Regions from separate parts of the Homo sapiens genome. Here region 1 is linked to region 2. A link is an interaction called in ENCODE POLR2A ChIA-PET data of the cell type or tissue named here. Cell type or tissue: OCI-LY7. All regions are shown on one strand. Links, peaks and the distances in the headings refer to the core of each region. The heading gives the core; the rest is flanking DNA. Region 1 has its middle 53 kb from the start of LINC02694. Region 2 has its middle 19 kb from the start of LINC02694.

Region 1 (8,823 bases), core at 429-8,428, 72 kb before region 2:
ACCCATGTAGAAACCACAACCACCTGTTACCTTGAACATCACAGCAAAGATGGCTTTATAGTAATCTTCTTTGGAAACAGTGCCGTTAAGTCAACAAGGGCTGCAGGTGCCGGGGATGGCTCAGACCACACCAAGCCATGTGCACATTAGCCTCATGGTAAGGAACCGGGGTCTATTACTGTTGGATGTGGTCACTCTCAGCGGCAAACACAGCATTTCTACTCGGAAATCACAGTTAGACATTGAGACTTGGGATTTAGAAGTATTTGTTTCTGTTGCATTTCTTGGTTAGGTCCAGGGGCCTAATACAAAAATTGGTACTAATACAAAAATTGCCAGGGCACATTTTACCAGTTGTGAAATCAGGAAAGATCCTCTGGTGGACTCTCATTTGGAGGGTGAGGAGTGAGGCCAGAGAGGTGAAGTGCCTGCCCAAAGTGAGGCAACTCGTCTGTGGCCAAGTTGGAGACCAGCACCCATCTTCTAACACCTAATTGATGAATGATCTTTACCATTTTACCACTTTTGTTCTGCTTCACTTCTTGGCATTGATCATATCCCACTCTGGCTCCTAGAAAGAAGTCATCTGCCCCCTTCAAATGAAGAAGCAGACAAGCCTACTGCTAACCTCCATGATCCCTCTTGAGAAGGTCCCCATGGGTCTCCCCGACTCCAGCCAAAGGGTTGTCCATTGCCTTAGCTTATCTTCGATTGGCCTCACTGGGCCTGACCTTTCTTCTCTACATACTTTCCCTTCCCCCCAGCCTCCAGCCGTAGGAGAAAATCCTCTGTATTTTATGGCACCCTTCTCAAGAAATATTGGAATTTTACCAGTTCCTTTTAACAATAGAACCCAAGGGGTGACTAATGGTAGAAAGTAGGTACATAGGGAGCTCAGTGAGGGAGTCCAGTTAGGACAAGGAGATTTTCTTGTGCTTCTGTGCTATAGAAATTTCCCTACTGTGGCCTGTTACTCTGTACACAGAACTGAGCTTGGACCCCACTAATTTGCCTTAAAGGAAAGGGTGGCTCACAGTTTTGGGCATGCTTTGGTATAAAGCGAATTAGTAGTATTACAGATATAACACATTCTGTAAGACACTAAACAGAGAACTAGAGCTAGAGATAGGCAACTATTAATATTATGGTTAAATGGTAGTCTATAGAAAAATGCAAAGAAAGAACATAATTTTTAATATCGTACCACCGACTTTGTAAATGTCTTCTAGTTAAACAGGGCATGATAACCTATCTGCAATGTAGTTACATCTTACTTTTGTAGATTATTATCCAGAGAATAACAACTGGACACAGTCTAGTATCATCCTTTGAGACCTTGAACACATAAATTGTTTTTCCCTTATCTCCTTAATCTCCTAGTCTGTAAATAAGGCTAATAAATACCACATGTCACATCTAAAAATCACATCCTTTAAATTTAACTGCCTCTAAATAGTCTTAATTTTTTTTAATGATAGATAAAATCCTAAGTATTTATTGTATACAACATATTATTATGAAGTATATGTACATTGTGGAAGGACTAAACCTAGCTAATTAACATTAGCATTACCTCACGTAGTTATCATTTTTGTGGTAAGAACACTTTATATCCACTTTCTTAGCGTTTTTCAAGAAGACAATGTATTATTTACTATAGTTACCATGTTGTATAATAGATTTCATAAACTTTTTCTTCCTAACTGAAATTTCACAGCCTTTGACCAACAATCTCCCCAACCCACCCCAATCACCTCAGTCTCTTGTAACCACCGTTCTACTCTCTACTTCTATGAGATCAACTTTTTTAGATTTCACATGTGAGTAAGATCATGCAGTATTTATCTTTCTGTGCCTGACTTATTTCACTTGACATAATGTCTTCCAGTTTCATCGTGTTGTTGCAAATGATAGGATTTCCTTCTCCTTTATGACTGAATAGTATTCCGTTGTGTGTATATATACTACAAGGGTATCCAATCTTTTGGCTTCCACAAGCCACATTGGAAGAGTAAGAATTGTCTTGGGCCACACATAAAATACACTAACACTAACAATAGCTCATAAGCTAAAACACAAATTGCAAAAAAAAAATCATAATGTTTTAAGAAAGTTTACGAATTTGTGTTGGGCTGCATTCAAAACCATCCTTGGCTGCATGCAGCCCATGGGCCACAGGTTAGACAAGCTTATACCTCATTCAAAACATCTCTTCATCCACTGATGGACACCTAGGTTGATTCCATATCTTGGCTCTTGGGCATAATGCTGCAACAAGCATGGGAGTGAGGATATCTCTTTGACACGCTGATTTTATTTCCTTGGGATATAAACCGAGTAGTGGGATTGCTGGCTGGATCATATGGTAGTTCTATTTTTAATTTTTTGAGAAACCTTTATACTGTTTTCCATAATAGTAGTGTTAATTTACATTCCTATCAACAGTTTGTGAGGTTTCTCTTTACTCCACATCCTTGCAAATTAACTTTTGCCTTTTTGGTGATAACCATTCTAACAGTTGTTAGCCTCACCTAAATATTCTTAATTATATCAGTTATCAGCTGTCACAATAATAATGCATAACAAACAGCCACAAAACCTCAGTGGCATACAGTGATGCTTTTGTCAGTGGTTAGGGTACCCACCAGGGCTACTGTGAGACAGACTTGAGCCAAAATCCCATTCATTGCTTGACTTCCATAAAATCCTGCTGATTGATGGATCACAGTGGTGCTTTAGATCTACAGTAATTAGTGGATGTCCAGTATTCACTGAAAAGCCTGATCATTTTTCCTTCTCCAATGCACAATTTCCTGGATAAAGGCCATAAGTCCCTTTGGGGAGAGCTAAGAGGAAGATTTAGTATCTGTATTTTTTGTCTGGGTAGCATGGTCCTTACTCAAGGGGACTCAGTCTCTTCTTTATTCAAGGAGTTCTGGGTCTGTGAACTGGCTCAAGGTTGGGAATTGGTTGTTACTTAGATTTCTGTTGTTGAAAACTGGTAAAATAATTCAGTTCATTTGTTGTTTATTGTACCTCCTCTTAAGTCACACTTTGTATCTTGACCACATGAGTCTTCTTCACACAGAAACCCACTGAGATTTAGGTCTAGTAAAGGAGCAGTGAATGGTGGTGGGATTAGGGCTGGAGGAAGATCAAGCAAGGCAAAATATCTCAGGAGTTCCAGCAAGGCAATATATCTCAGGAGAGGTAATGATAGGCTCTTCAGATAAGAGGAGACTAATCTCCTTAGGGGAAGAAGGGCTGCCTCTATTGGCAAAGGAGAGTTAAGAGAGTTAAGGGGTTTGAATCTACCAGCTTCATTAGGATTTACCCATATATTCACATCCCAATACTCAGGATTGCATTCTCTATCAATTAAAAAGTATTGGTTATTTTTGTTGTTGTTTTTTTTTTTTTTTGAGACGGAGTCTCGCTCTGTCACCCAGGCTGGGTTGCAGTGGCGCGATCTCAGCTCACTGCAAGCTCCACCTCCCAGGTTCATGCCATTCTCCTGCCTCAGCCTCCCGAGTAGCTGTGACTACAGGTGCCTGCTACCACGCCCGGCTATTTTTTTTATATTTTTAGTAGAGACAGGGTTTCACCATGTTAGCCAGGATGGTCTCGATCTCCTGACCTTGTGATCCACCCGCCTGGGCCTCCCAAAGTACTGGGATTACAGGCGTGAGCCACTGTGCCCTGCCTAAAAAATACTTTTAGAGATAATGTCTCAGTGTGTTATCCAGGCTGGAGTGCAGTAGTAAAATAGCTCACTGCAGCCTCAAACTCTTGGGCTCAAACAATTGTCCCACGTCAGCCTCCTGAGCAGCTGGGACTACAGTCATGCTTCACTACATCTGAATAATTTTTTAAACTTTTTTTGTAGAGATGCGGTCTTGCTGTGTTGTCTGGGCTGTTCTGGAACTTCTGGCCTCAAGCAATTCTCCTGCCTCAGCCTCCTGAAGTGCTAAATTACAGGTGTGAACCACTACACTCAGCCTCTTTACCAGTTAATATCCTAACTTTAACATAGGAGACTCTATGAGGAAGGGAAGTCAATTTGCATTGTAAGTCAGCCACCTGCTGTTCTAGACTTTGGGTGTGGCTTTTGAAAATCTTAGCCCTAAGGCAGAAGAAGATAAAAGTTTCTTTTAGGGTAGTCATATATTTGAGGCCCCTTATGTAGATCTTGAGCTGGGAATTTAGTCCTGAGCTGTTTTTTTGTTTTCTACACATTTTCAAGCACATTTAGAAGCAAACAACAAAACCACTCTTAGTACCAATTTTTGTATTAGTCAGGGTTCAATCAGAGAAGGAGAAACAACTATGAGTGATTTTGTTATTATATAATAAGAAATTTCTTATAGAAATTTGACCTTATGGAATTGTGGGCGTTGTTAGTTTATGTGCATGTTTTGCACGTGCATAACACAAGCTATTGTGCATATGTGCATGTACCCCAAATACACAGAATATCTTTAGTTCTGGCAAAAGGGTAGACTAAGATAACCTGAAACTCTCCCGCTACAAATTGTGAGAGAAGCCAAATAAGGTGTGTAAAAATTTTTTTGAAATATTTGCTAAGCTTGCCAGAAAAAAAGGAAATCCCTAGATCCCAGAAAAGAAGATGGAGTTGAAAACCAGATTAGTAAACTTGTGATCTGACACGTGGCTGCCCTTGGAGTGAAGATTATGGGTTCCTGCAACCTGGGGCTTAGCTTTAAGGATGACAATATGTTAAATAAGGAGCTAGAACTTGCATGATATAGGGAATAAATCTGAGGTTTCTGCAAAAGCCAAGACATTTGAGAGGCTGAGGCTGTACCCTCAATGATAGGGTGAAAAAACAAGCAAACAAAAAAACGCCCCAACCCACCCCGGCAAAAAAAAAAAAAAAAAAAAAGGCCAAAGATACAAAAAGGAAACCTCTGTGTTTCCATATGGTTCTTGATGAAAAAAAAGTCTGACCTGAGAAAATGAAACCACCAACCTATACTTTACATGGACTTAATATCCACATTTATTTGCCTGCATGGTACAGGAATCCAAAATGTATAATAAATGATATGAAATAGTAATAAATTGATAAGCAGTGATACAAATGAAAACAATAATAGGATCAACAAAATAATGAGTTTTGGGGATGTAATTTCAAGGTGGAATTAAAAATAGAAGAAAACTATTACATGTAGAATAGGAGTTTACTGAATTTAAAATGTTTTAATAGTCTATTATTTATAAGAAGTTAGAAATATTGGTTAAATTAAGATTTCTGTTGATTAATCATATATAAGAATGTTAAGGGTAATCTCAAAATATAGAAATAGAAAATATTGCTTTAAAACCAGAACAAGGCAAAAGAGGAAATAGAAAATATGATAAATCCAACAGTTTAAGGGAAAAAAAGAAAAAGAAAAGAGTAAATAGAAAGCCCAAAACAGAATTACAGAAATAGGTCCAAATAAATATATCACTAATCATTATAAATGTAAATGGCCTAAATTCACCAGTTCAGATACAGAGACTCAGATTCTTTTAAGAAAAACTGACTTTAGGCTGGGTGGGGCGGCTCACACCTGTAATCCCAGCACTTTGGGAGGTGGGCAGATCACCTGAGGTCAGGAGTTTGAGACCAGCCTGGCCAACATGGTGAAATCTCGTCTCTACTAAAAATACAAAAATTAGCTGGGAGTGGTGGCGCATGTCTGTAATCCCAGCTACTCATGAAGCTGAGGCACAAGAAATGCTTGAACCTGGGAGGCGGAGGTTGCAGTGAACTGAGATCCAAGATTGCACCACTGTACTCCAGCCTGGGCAACAGAGTCAGACTCTGTCAAAAAAAAAAAAAAAAAAAAAAAAAGAAAAAACTGACTTTAAAACCTTGATATGATGGTTTCAAAATACAAAAGTATAATATCACAAAAAGTTGAAAATAAAATAGTGGTAAAAGAGATACTATGAAAATACTAATACAAGGAAAGCTCGGGACTCACACAAATATCAAATAAAATAGACTGTAAAATGAAAACATTATGCATGAAGATGATTATTTTATAGCAATAAATAGGAATAACTTTTACAATTAAAACTTTAAATTAAAATCCTGAGTGAGCAAGTATCTAGCAACATGGTCTCAAAATATGTAAACCCCAAACTGAAGAACTTCAAGGAGAAATCGACAAATCAACAACCACAATAGGAAATCGTATTGTATACATTAGTTAGAAATTGATAAATTAAGAAGACAAAAAAATAGGTAAGGGCATAGGAATTTTGACTAATATGATTAACATGGTAGGTATGATGGATATTTATAAAATTCTGTACACATGAATTAGGAAATATATATTCATTTTAAGGGTAAATGTAACTGTTACCAAAATTGATCACATGGATTGAATTGGCCTGGGGTAGATCTCAGGAATCAGTTTTTTTCTAAAGTTCCCCAAGCAATTCTAATGTGTAGTCAGGATTGAGAGATGCTGTATTATAGCAATTTAAAATGCATGGCCTGTATTTTCATGTAATTATGCGAATACATCTTGAAAAAGCTGATGTTGAGAAGAAAAAAGCCAGTTACAAAAGGAGCATGTATTATGTTTATGTCAAATGTTTAAAAACACAGTAGTTTATTTGTGATAAAAGTATAAGTTGTATGTTATAAAAACACAAAAATATGTATGAAGTGACATAACTCTGGGGAGAGAGAGGAGGGAAAGGGTTGGAGAAGGACACTAACTAGACATTGAATTATTTCTAAAAAATAAAATATTTCAAAATATGAAAGGTCAAATCTGGGCCAGGCATGGTGGCTCATGACTGTAATCCCAGCACTTTGGGAAGCCGAGGTGGGAGGATTGCTTGAGTCCAGGAGTTTGAGACCAGCCTGGGCCACATAGCAAAACCCTGTCTCTACAAAACAACAACAACAAAAGGTCAAATCTGGTGGTTGGTGTATGGAATGTTGTTATATAATTTTGGTCCTTTTGTGTATTTGAAATATCTCATATTTCAAAAATTGAACAAAAAATAAATTCATAGATGAATTAGGTCTCATGTCCACTGTGCAATACAGAGAGCATATCTATTGACCAGGGAAGGAGCCTGTAATTGTTTTTTTTCTTATAAGGTTTCACAGCATGACATTGTCTTGGTGATTCCACAAAGGAGCTGAATCTTTCAGGCTCAAATTTTTGATTTGTCAGCACATCAGTTAAGTGAGAAATAAAACTTTTTTTGGACCTAAATATTCCTCAGTGATAGGTACATTCGCAGACTCACATTACATTGGAAGAGGATCCCTATGGAGATGTTTGCTTAGAGAGCACCAGAATTAGCCTAAGAGGAATTGTTTAAACAATAGCATGTTCAATAGCATCAGGCTCTGATAACCCCTGAGGCAGTTATCTCATAATGGGATTGGCCTTGGCAATATGATTGAAAGTCTCAAATTCCGTTTGCTGAGATTCTCTCGCTCTGAACAGAGCTGAATGAGCAGAGTCTACATCTGACTCTGTGAATATCATTTTTTTGGGCTTTCAAGGCCTTTGCTACCCTCCATACATCCAATCTGGATTCACCACTTTCCCTCTCTGCTCCCATACCTCTTTGCAGACTTCTGTTGGCACTGAGGATGTGAAAATTTCAAATTATGTGTCTGTCTCCCCAACTGGACTGATTGCTCCACCAAAGGCAAGAACCACGTCATTTAAACTTTCCATCCTTTAAGTCCTTGATGCTGGTTGCAGACTATTTTGAACTCTGCTTCTGGGCATGTGGTAGAATTGTACCTCCTGACCCCCTGAGGCCATCTGGCTGGTTCTGTATGAGTGTGATTTGTGCCAACCCTGGGCCGGAGAAGCTGAGACCTTCCCACCCCCTTGGCTATTTCCTTGGCTGACCAGCAATGTAGAGCAGTGAGTGCTCTGTCAACCCAGGGCTCTGAGTGGGCATGATGGAGATGAAGAACAGATTGCCAGCCAACCCATGCTGCATGTTCAGTGTGAGTGTGAAATAATCCTTCTTGGTTTTAAGTCACTATGATGTGGGACTGTCTGTTACCACAACATTAGCAAGTCCATCCCGACTGATACGTATCCCCAGCATCTGGTATGATGCTGGCACCTATAGGTGCTTAATAAATGTTTGCTGAAAAAACTAAACTAGTCTGGGAGAATATTAAATAAAATAGTGTTTGTGAAAGTGTCAGGCATCTAGGGAGCACTCAGTAAATATTAATTGGATCCAAGGAAGGCATCTATATTATGTTTCTTTTTCTTTTTAGAGACAGGATCTTGCTCTGTTCCCCAGGCTGGAGTGCAGTGGCACTGATTAATCATAGCTCACTGTAATCACTAACTCCCAGGCTCAAGTGATCCTCCCACCTCAGCCTCCTGAGTAGCTAGGACTACAGGTGTGCACCACTGTTATGCCTAGGTAATTTTAAAATATTTTTGTAGAGACGGGGGTCTCACTATGTTTCCCAGGCTGGTCTTGAAATCCGGGCTTTAAGTGATGCTCTTGCTTTGGCCTCCCAAAGTTCTGGAATTACAGGTATGAGCCAACCTGCTCAGTCTTAGGTTTCTTTCTAAATGCATACTTCAATTGTGTGTGGGAACGCCTGTCTGGTGGAATGAAAATTAAATTACTAAATTAGATATCATTATCAAGAACAAGAGGAATATCATTTATAGCCAAAGATAAAAAGTGATTACAAAACACATTTCTCAAGCAGAATATTTAATATCTCAAATTAAACAAGCATCCAATAAAAAAGAGTCAGCATTTAAAATTCTGTGGTAGATCTCTTATACTCCAGGTAGG
Region 2 (8,823 bases), core at 166-8,165:
CCTTGGCCTACCGAAGTGCTGGGAGGCATGAGCCACCATGCCCGGCCCAGGCACATGATTTTAAAGATTGAGAACCTAGTACTACTCCCTTCCTTTGGAGGTTGATTGTTTTTTCCCTGCAGAGACCTTCCTTGCTAAAAGTGTCTCTTTTGAGAGAGACCATGTAACACTTTGCTACAATGACTTGGATAAAGTAGATCCCATTATAGACAAGTGAGTTAGGGAAAGAGTCATAGAAGCCAGATTTGAGTTAGATCCTGATCTTGAAGGAAACACAGAATTTGGATGGATAAATGTGCAGAGCTGGGTGAATTATGTGGAGAAAAAAGTAGGATGAGCCAAGATTAATTGCAAAAGTGAGCCTATTGGATATAGAATAAGAGGCCTGACTTGAGTAGAAGGTAACTTGCCTGTATGGCATGGAAGTGAGTGCATAATTTGGATGGATGAGGAATGTGAATTAATAGAGGATGTTGTGGAGTTGGCAGGACACTAAGAGCAGTATCTTAGTATGGATGTATCTTTGGAAACCAAGTGTTCCAAGCCTCACATTGTACAGATGAGACAGCAGAGATTCAGGATGGGGAGGAAACTTTCTCACTATCAATGGCAGGAGGGTCAGTCATCACTTGCTCCTTTGTACCGTGCAGTCTCTGTGCTTATCTGAGCACAAACATGAAATCGTTGTAGTAGGAAGTAAAGAAGCTCTGCTAGAACTCAGTATAATAGGTACGGTACCAGTTTGCTGGACGTATTGAATAAGGAGAAAATAGAGAAACTATTATTAAAAGGATACATACATACAAAATGGGGTACATACTGTGGCCTTGGCTATTGGCAGGGAGACAAAGGAGATCATCATTGAAGATACATTGAGGAAGAAGTTGATAGGACCCAATATAGAGCCCAGAGAAGAGGAAAATAGTTCATTGCAAGTTTCGAATTTTGCGTTCTTGCAGAATATTATTGTAGGGGGGTGGGCAGGGAAGGAGGTGAAATTCTAAGCTTGAATCAAAATGTTTGAAAACTGACTTGGTGATAGACAACTGGAAATAGCCATTCATTTATTCAGCGGATATTTATCGAATGCAAACTATAAACTATTGTGCGAGGTGCTGGGGATATACTGGTAAACAAGCCAGATGTGCTTGGACCATAACCTCCTAGAGCTTTCATTCTGGTGTGTCCTGATGGGGAAATAAGGCCTTCCATGAGAGGCACACCTGGAGCAATGGCTGTGCCATGCTTGGCAGTGACCTCTCACAGACAGCAAGTAGACAGTGCCCTGCAGAGGGCTGAAGGAAGAGCCGTGGACCCCCAGTCATTGCAGAAAGATGCTATCATTTATGAACAGGTTATGTGTTTTAGACAAACTGTCCTAAGAATTTTTAAACCATCCTTCCATTTCTTTATATTTAAATCCATTGTTTGAGCTCATCCCTGCCACAGAATTCTGACAAGTGAATAGAGTAGATGATTAAACAGGCTGTCAATGGTGCAAATATGTCCACCAACCCAAGATAAAAGATGACAGCCTCTAATGATACTTTAAAAATTCTCCTGGCCCACTGAAGGGGCACTGGCACTTTTTGTTTAATTTACCAGGATTCTTCAAGCTATTCCCTAGCTCTACTAGGTGATATTAAGTGCTAAACCCTTTCTCCCTCTCTTTTATTCACCTGAGCTTTAACCCAAACTTGGACTGGGCTTTAGGGAGATTAGGAAATTTTGATGAATGAGATGCCTAAAAGACATAAGACAAAGTCTCCTGAGGATGATTATTTATTTAGAGACTGGGTCTCACTTTGTCGATATGCAGTGGCATAATCACGTTTTACTACAGCTTTGACCTCCTGGGTTCCAGTGATCCTCCTACCTCTGCCTCCCTAGTAGCTGGGACTATTGGCATGCACCACCATGCCCTGCTAATTTTTTAGTTTTTTTGTAGTGACAGGTCCCGCTATTTTGCTCAGGTTGGTCTTGAACTCCTGGGCTCAAGTGATTCTCCCACCTCGGTCTCCCAAAGTATGCCACCACTCCCGGCCTATTCTCCTGATGAAATAGCACAAATAGTTGTCCAGGTTAAGGAAAAATCTTACTAAATGGCAATAATGCTAAAATTAGCATTGATTTACATTTTCAAGGCTTGTTAAGCACTTTATTATATGATAATGATTTATTTTGTTAAAACATTTTAGAAAACTCGCAAACGATCACAAGGTAGATCTTAATAGGTATGAGATAAATTACCAAAAGTGAATCTATACCAAAGCAAAGAGAAATTGTCTTAATGACCAAAGTTCTAAAGTCTTTTCCAGAAATGTCTTCCAGGGTGGGATTGCATTGAGAAGACCCACAGATGTTCACCCTTCGAAAGACTGACTCTACCTCTGGAGAAATTTTAACACTCCTTCAGGGAGGGAAGGAGCTATTTGCGATGCCCTGATTTGCTCTGCCAACTTCCCATTCTTCTCCTTCCCATGTGATTGGATGTGTGTGCTATCTTTCCCTTGTCTGTGGCTATGCTTGGTTCCCTGGCATTTCCTCCTCCCTTTATTACCTGGACATTTGTCTATCCTGCCTCTCATTTTTCTTTCCAGGAACACAAAGGGTCCCGGAATTTTTATATCTGCCGTGATCCGTTATGATTATATTTTAAAGCTTAACTCTCCAGATGGCATTACTTTATGGACGTTCATGTTGGAATAGGGGAAATTGTCTGTATGTCCTCCACGTCTAGACAACGATATTTCTGCCAGGAACGTCTGATAAGGTCATCTCCAGGTTCAGCAGATCGTTAAGTGGTGGCAGCGTGTCCCGATCTTTCCTGAGGTGCACTGCAAATAATTTCCTATGATTAACGTTATCTTAGTACCAATGCATGTGAATGTTAATTCTTGAAAAATCAGAGGATTGCAAGTTATTCCCATCACCAATAATACTCATTCCTTAATATTCCAATGCTTTCTGAAGTAGAAGAGAAAGCTGTGACGTTGCATCATTAAATCAAAATGGACATGACCCACAGTCAATCTGGGTACCTACGAGGCAGTGTATTTACATGTCTTTATTATTTTTCACGGTGGGAGGTAGCAACTGCATCATGGAAAATATGGAAAAAACTCAGTTTTTTTTGGAATAATAAATCCAGAAGCCAAGAGGTCCCCCAGCCCTTCTCCCTCATGAATATTGAGCTTACTTTGAATGACATAAAATTAAAAGGAAATTTCTTTTATAGTTTAGTTAAGGCAACGTGTATTGGCTCAACATGATTCATGATTAAATATATGGATCTAACTCCATCCAACACAGAGACCTGCCCAGCCATTTTGGCCCTGCCCACGAATGGGCAGTGCCTTCTCTCTCTGCCATCTTTGCTTCTCTCTCCTTGCTTTCCTGCTTGCTCTCCTTTCCTGCCTGCGTGCTTCACTGACTTACTCACCATATTCCATCGCTCCTCTCTCAACAGAGAGTCTGTCTTCCTACAGTGTGGGTGCCTGCCAGCAATAATGGAAACAGTGGAAAATTTTCTTGTGGTTGGAGATGAAGCCAACAGCAAAGGAAGCTCGTTCCTAGCTCTGCTCTCCTCCCCTGCAGACCCCCTTCTCTCAGCTCTGCATTCAGGCTGGGGACTGGGAGTACAGGACTTGTGGCCAGAAGATCCAAGAGATTTTTTGCTGGCTTTTGCTGCCTGAAGTGTGCTCTGAAACAGCAATCAAAAAGGCTTTCTGGAGGCCTGGAAGGATGGGAGGGCACCAAGCAAACACAGTTCTCCTTCAGAGAAAGCTGCTGGACACCAAAGAAGGGCCCCCAAGCTTCATGAGGTTACTGTTGCAGACCCCCTGCAAACACAGGGGCCCAGTGAAATAAATACCTCCATGCCCTGGGGGCCTATCTGGCCCTGTTAAAACTGTGCCCCTGCATGTTTGGGTTAGTTCATTAGAGAATTTCCAAGACTCTTGAAATGCTTGTGGGTAACCTGGAATTTCCTTAGAGACCTGGCTGCCGAGATCACTAACCAGCATCAGGGACCTATGCCTTCTGTGAGAGACAAAGACAGTTGTGTAGAAGTGGGTCATAGGAAATTTTTGGAAGTTATTCAGCCACAGATTCCTTTATAAAACACAAACACACCAACTATAAAAGTTCTAGAATGTGGCAGAGAAGACCTAAATCTCAATCAAGGCAGAGAGATGTATGCAGCTGTCCTTGTCTCTGCTAAAGGCCAGCTTTGTAATATATATTTATTGATACAGGCTCACACAACTAATGGGATAGACATCGACTGCCATTTTTAGTTCTCTCTCTTTTTTTTTTTTTTTTTTAAACAAATCTCTCACCCAGGCTGGAGTGTGGTGGCATGATCTTGGCTCACTGCAGCCTTAAGTTCCTGGACTCAGATTCTCCTGCCTCAGTCTCCTGAGTAGCTGGGACCACAGGCATGCACCACCACTCCTGGTTATTGGTTTTGTGTGTGTGTGTGTGTGTGTGTGTGTGTGTGTGTGTGTGTTTTTGTTTTGTTTTTTGTTTTTTGACAGTTTCGTTCTTGTTGCCCAGGCTAGAGTGCAATGATGCAATCTCAGCTCACCGCAACCTCTGCCTCCCACGTTCAAGTGATTGTCCTGCCTCAGCCTCCGGAGTAGCTGGGATTACAGGCATGCACCTCCATGCCCCACTAACTTTGTAGTTTTAGTAAAGATGGGGTTTCTCCATGTTGGCCAGGCTGGTCTCGAACTCCTGACCTCAGGTGATCATCCCCTCTTGGCCTCCCAAAGTGCTGGGATTACAGGCATGAGCTACCAAGCACGGCCTTTAGTTCTCTTTGATGTTGAAAGGCAAAGACCTGATGGGATTCATGAGGATCCTCAAGATCTTATGGCACAGAACAATGGTTAAACAGTAGATTTTCTGAATAGCGACTTAACTGACCTTTCCTAGCGATGTTAGGTTTAAGTTCCATCAGAGGAACTCTCAGGAATGGACACATGGGATCTTTTTTTGGGATGAAACGGGTCACTTTCAGCCTCATCTCAAGTACACCCTTGAGACCCTGGAAATACTTCGGGGGGCTACCCCATTCCTTAATTTTCTGTAGTATCAGTGAGAGGTAAAGCCAGCTGGATTTCCTGGGTTGAGTGGGGACTTGAAAAACTTTTCTGTCTTACAAGAGGATTGTAAAATGCACCAATCAGCACTCTGTAGCTAGTAAGAGGATTGTAAAACGCACCAGTCAGCACGAGTCTAAAAGTAGCCAATCGCAAGGAAGATTGAAAAAAGGGCCCTCTGACAGGACGGAAATGGAATATGGGAGGGGACAAATAAGGGAATAAAAGCAAGCCCCTGCAGCTAGCAGCAGCAACCCGCTCGGGTTTCCTTCCATGCTGTGGAAGCGTTGTTCTTTGGCTCTGGCTCTTAGCAATAAATCTTGCTGCTGCTCATTCTTAGGGTCCATGCCACCTTTAAGAGCTGTAACACTGTGAAGGTGAGGCTTCATTCTTGAGGTCAGCAAGACCACGAACCCACTGGAAGGAACGAACTCCGGACACATTAGCATGTTCCTTTCTTGTATAGAACATTATTTTGTCATTTTTGATTCACTTGACAAATATTTACTAAACATGTGCCTGATCCTTTATTAAGTAGTGAGGAAATATGGTGAGCAAGACAGACCCAGGTCCCTGCCCCTCACAATTATAAAGTCACCATAAAGAAGGACAGGCGGTCCCTTTGATGCTGCATCTGTGGGCATAGGCTCTGGAGCCGGGGCCATGTTGCTTTTCTTGCCTCTCTCTCTCCCCATCATTGTGACTTCTGCAGTGGCTGAATCAAAGGTAATGAACTAATAACATGTCTCCATTTTTCTAATTGTTTTCCAAAAATGAGTAAGTACTCAAAGAATAGAGTTTGCTGTAGTGTGTGATGGTTGAGGGTTGGGAACCAAATAACCTAGGTTTCAATCCTCTTTCACCACTTTATTAGCAGCATGACCCTGGGAAATATTTTTAAGTCTGTCTCTGCTTGTCATTTCTTGTCTTTAAAGTGATGATGATTATATTCTCTACCTCACAGGGGTTTTGTGGGGATTAAATGAGTTAATAATCAAAAAGTATATAGAATAATGTCTATCGAGCGTTCAATAAAATTAGCTATTGTTAATTACACTAAAGCCTAGGGGCTGGAAAGGACTTGGAAAACCCAGTCTTCAGTTCAGATAATACATACTTTATAACCATGAACTGAATATAACCATGTATTCAGTTCAGATAATACATACTTTATAAACCACGGCTAAGATGGATAGGGAGAAGATGACAGAAATAAATGGGAAAGCTCACTCTCTTCAGATTCTGCCAGTGAATTATCTGCATCAGGGCATCTGGAGGTTGCCCAAGGGATCAGGATGCATGAGAATTTAAGAGGTATTGGGTGGTATTGACCTACTAGGGTCCTGAGGAAACCTCAACTGCAGAAGGATGAGTAGGGGAATCTTCTGCCAACCAGGTCATAAGCAGGGCTCTAGTCAATGATTCCTTGGGATATCTATTTTTCTTTCATGGTGTTTGCCCATAATTGACAACTGGAAGAAGTTATTCTGGGTTTGGGGTGAAGCTATGGTATAAGCTGCTATATAGTTTTCTCAGACAGTTTATGCATATTATTTTTACATTGAGAGAACCTTCTGGGAATGAATCTCAATTTATTGGGACAGTCCTAACTCTTGGTTCTCCATACCACTTCTAATGTATACAATCCTTTGTATCTATTTCTAATGAAGGTGGCAATGATATATACCCGAGGCATGGTAGAAGAGTCCTGACTGCAAGTTAGGAGGTCTGGGTTCTGGTTGTGGCTATTTATGTGAAGTCACTTAATATCTTGGTGTCTTAGTTTCCACATGTCAAATGTAGCATAAGATTTTGATACTTGCTAATGGTGCTTGAAGCTGTAATGTGTTCTATTGTTTGTACAATAGGCCTCAGTATTCAGGGTGCTCAATCATTTAGTGACTTATTCACCTATAGAATTATCTGTTTAGTTAATATTTGATAGTTTTTTTAAGAAATAAGTTTTGCTTAAGTTATGAAAATGTTAATTGCTCACAAAAACAAAAATAAGTATGTATCTACCATCCAGGTTTAACAGATATTAATATTTCATTATATTTGACCTTTATCTTAAAAAATGTGATAGATAATTCATTTTCTCCCTCCCTAGCAATAACCACTATCTTTAGTATTCTTTTTACATAAATTTTTATACTTAGACATGGATGTGTTTTCTCTATAGCACTGAGTTTTTCTTATTTTTTTATTTTTTATTTTTAGACAGTCTTCCTCTGTCGCCCAGGCTAGAGTGCAGTGGTGTGATCTCTGCTCACTGCAACCTCCGCCTCCCAGGTTCAAGCAGTTCTCCTGCCTCAGCCTCCGAGTAGCTGGGATTACAGGTGTGCATCACCACTCCCAGCTAATTTTTGTATTTTTAGTAGAGATGGGGTTTCGCCAGGTTGGCCAGGCTGGTCTCAGACTCCCAACCTCAAGTGATCTGCCTGCCTCGGCCTCCAAAAGTGCTGGGATTACAGGCGTGAGCCATTGTGCCCGGCCAGTATTGAGTTATAAAAATGAACATACTAGAAGTTTTCTTATTTTGCTCAACTTTATATTTTTCAGATTCATCCACATTACCACCTATGTAATTCTTCATTTATTCACTTTAACAGTGACCTAGTATTCCATTACATGAACTTATGCCAGTTTATCCATTCTCTATTGATGGCATTTAGATAACTTACAAGATTTTGCTATTGTAAATAACATTGCAACAACCAACTGTGCAGAAGTCTACTTGGGCACGTGTGTGAGTGTTTCTCTAGGGTAATTTACCTGGAAGCAAAATTATTCAGTAGAAGAATATACTTATTTTCAACTTTTCCAGAAAATGTGAAACTGCTTTCCAAACTGCTGGTAGGTATTTATACTGTCATCATTACTATATGACATCTTGTTTTCCTACATTCTTGCCAGCTTGTATGTTGGAAGACTTTTAATTTTTCTCCAATTTGATGTGTATGAAATATGTTCTTGATGTTTTCATGTATTTGTTGGCTTTTTTAAAGTTTGAGTCTTTCTTACCAGTTATTCATGGTGGAGGATGAGTTCTAATCAGGCACATATTTGATTAAGTTGTGGCGTTATCTGCCAGCTAAGCGCTATGTTGATGTGGGTCTTATGTTTGTGATTTTGCGATACCGAATAGCCAAGATGAGGCCCCCACTGTGAATTTCCTGGGTGATGTAACTGCGGAGGAACGTAGGTCATGGGCCACAGTGCTCTGTTTTGTTCTGCAGGTCTGGCTATTCCTCTAGATGGAAGATGAATCTGACCCTTGTGTGGAGAGCTCTGCCTGGTAGATGACTTGGCCTCCTTGGGCCCACCCGAGTCTCTAGGCTGCAGTTACTTTGGGGAGAAATGTTCAGGGAGTGCTAGAGTATGCTAATTTTTATAATACAATGTTGAGTGATAAGGCAAAGGAATAAACTCTTGTGAGAGATTCAGCATCTTTAGCAATAGAGTGTGGGGAGCATCCTGATTACAAATAAATATATTTAGCCTATAGGTTTTCTTTTTTTTCTTAAATTCCTGAACCTGACTTCCTGGTAGAAAAACCTTGGACTGGGGCTAATGGTGCAGAAAAGCAATTTTTTTTGCACTGAAAACTTATACAATTATGAGAGAAGGTATTGAATTCAGCGTAATGTTGCAGCTACCATGGAAGACCTAGAAAAAGGGACAATTAACACCCATAATCCAGGCTCCTGGGATTAAC

The links. Peaks named below come from ENCODE experiments on the same cell type or tissue, not always from the same donor. Only the 100,000 strongest peaks of a DNase experiment are listed, where the experiment ranks them.
Region 1: POLR2A ChIA-PET joins it to region 2 with 5 read pairs; 2 of 35 experiments call an interaction of 5 or more read pairs at or near these places.

The regions. Positions count from the first base shown.
Region 1 is chr15:38,639,029-38,647,851 of GRCh38, forward strand. No RefSeq gene overlaps it. Among named protein-coding and RNA genes, the nearest start is that of LINC02694, 53 kb to the right of the region's middle. In OCI-LY7, for the core only: no CTCF peak of the experiment used is centred there; a DNase peak (open chromatin) is centred at 4,033; H3K4me3 peaks cover 382 bases; H3K27ac peaks cover 2,296 bases.
Region 2 is chr15:38,710,964-38,719,786 of GRCh38, forward strand. No RefSeq gene overlaps it. Among named protein-coding and RNA genes, the nearest start is that of LINC02694, 19 kb to the left of the region's middle. In OCI-LY7, for the core only: no CTCF peak of the experiment used is centred there; no DNase peak of the experiment used is centred there.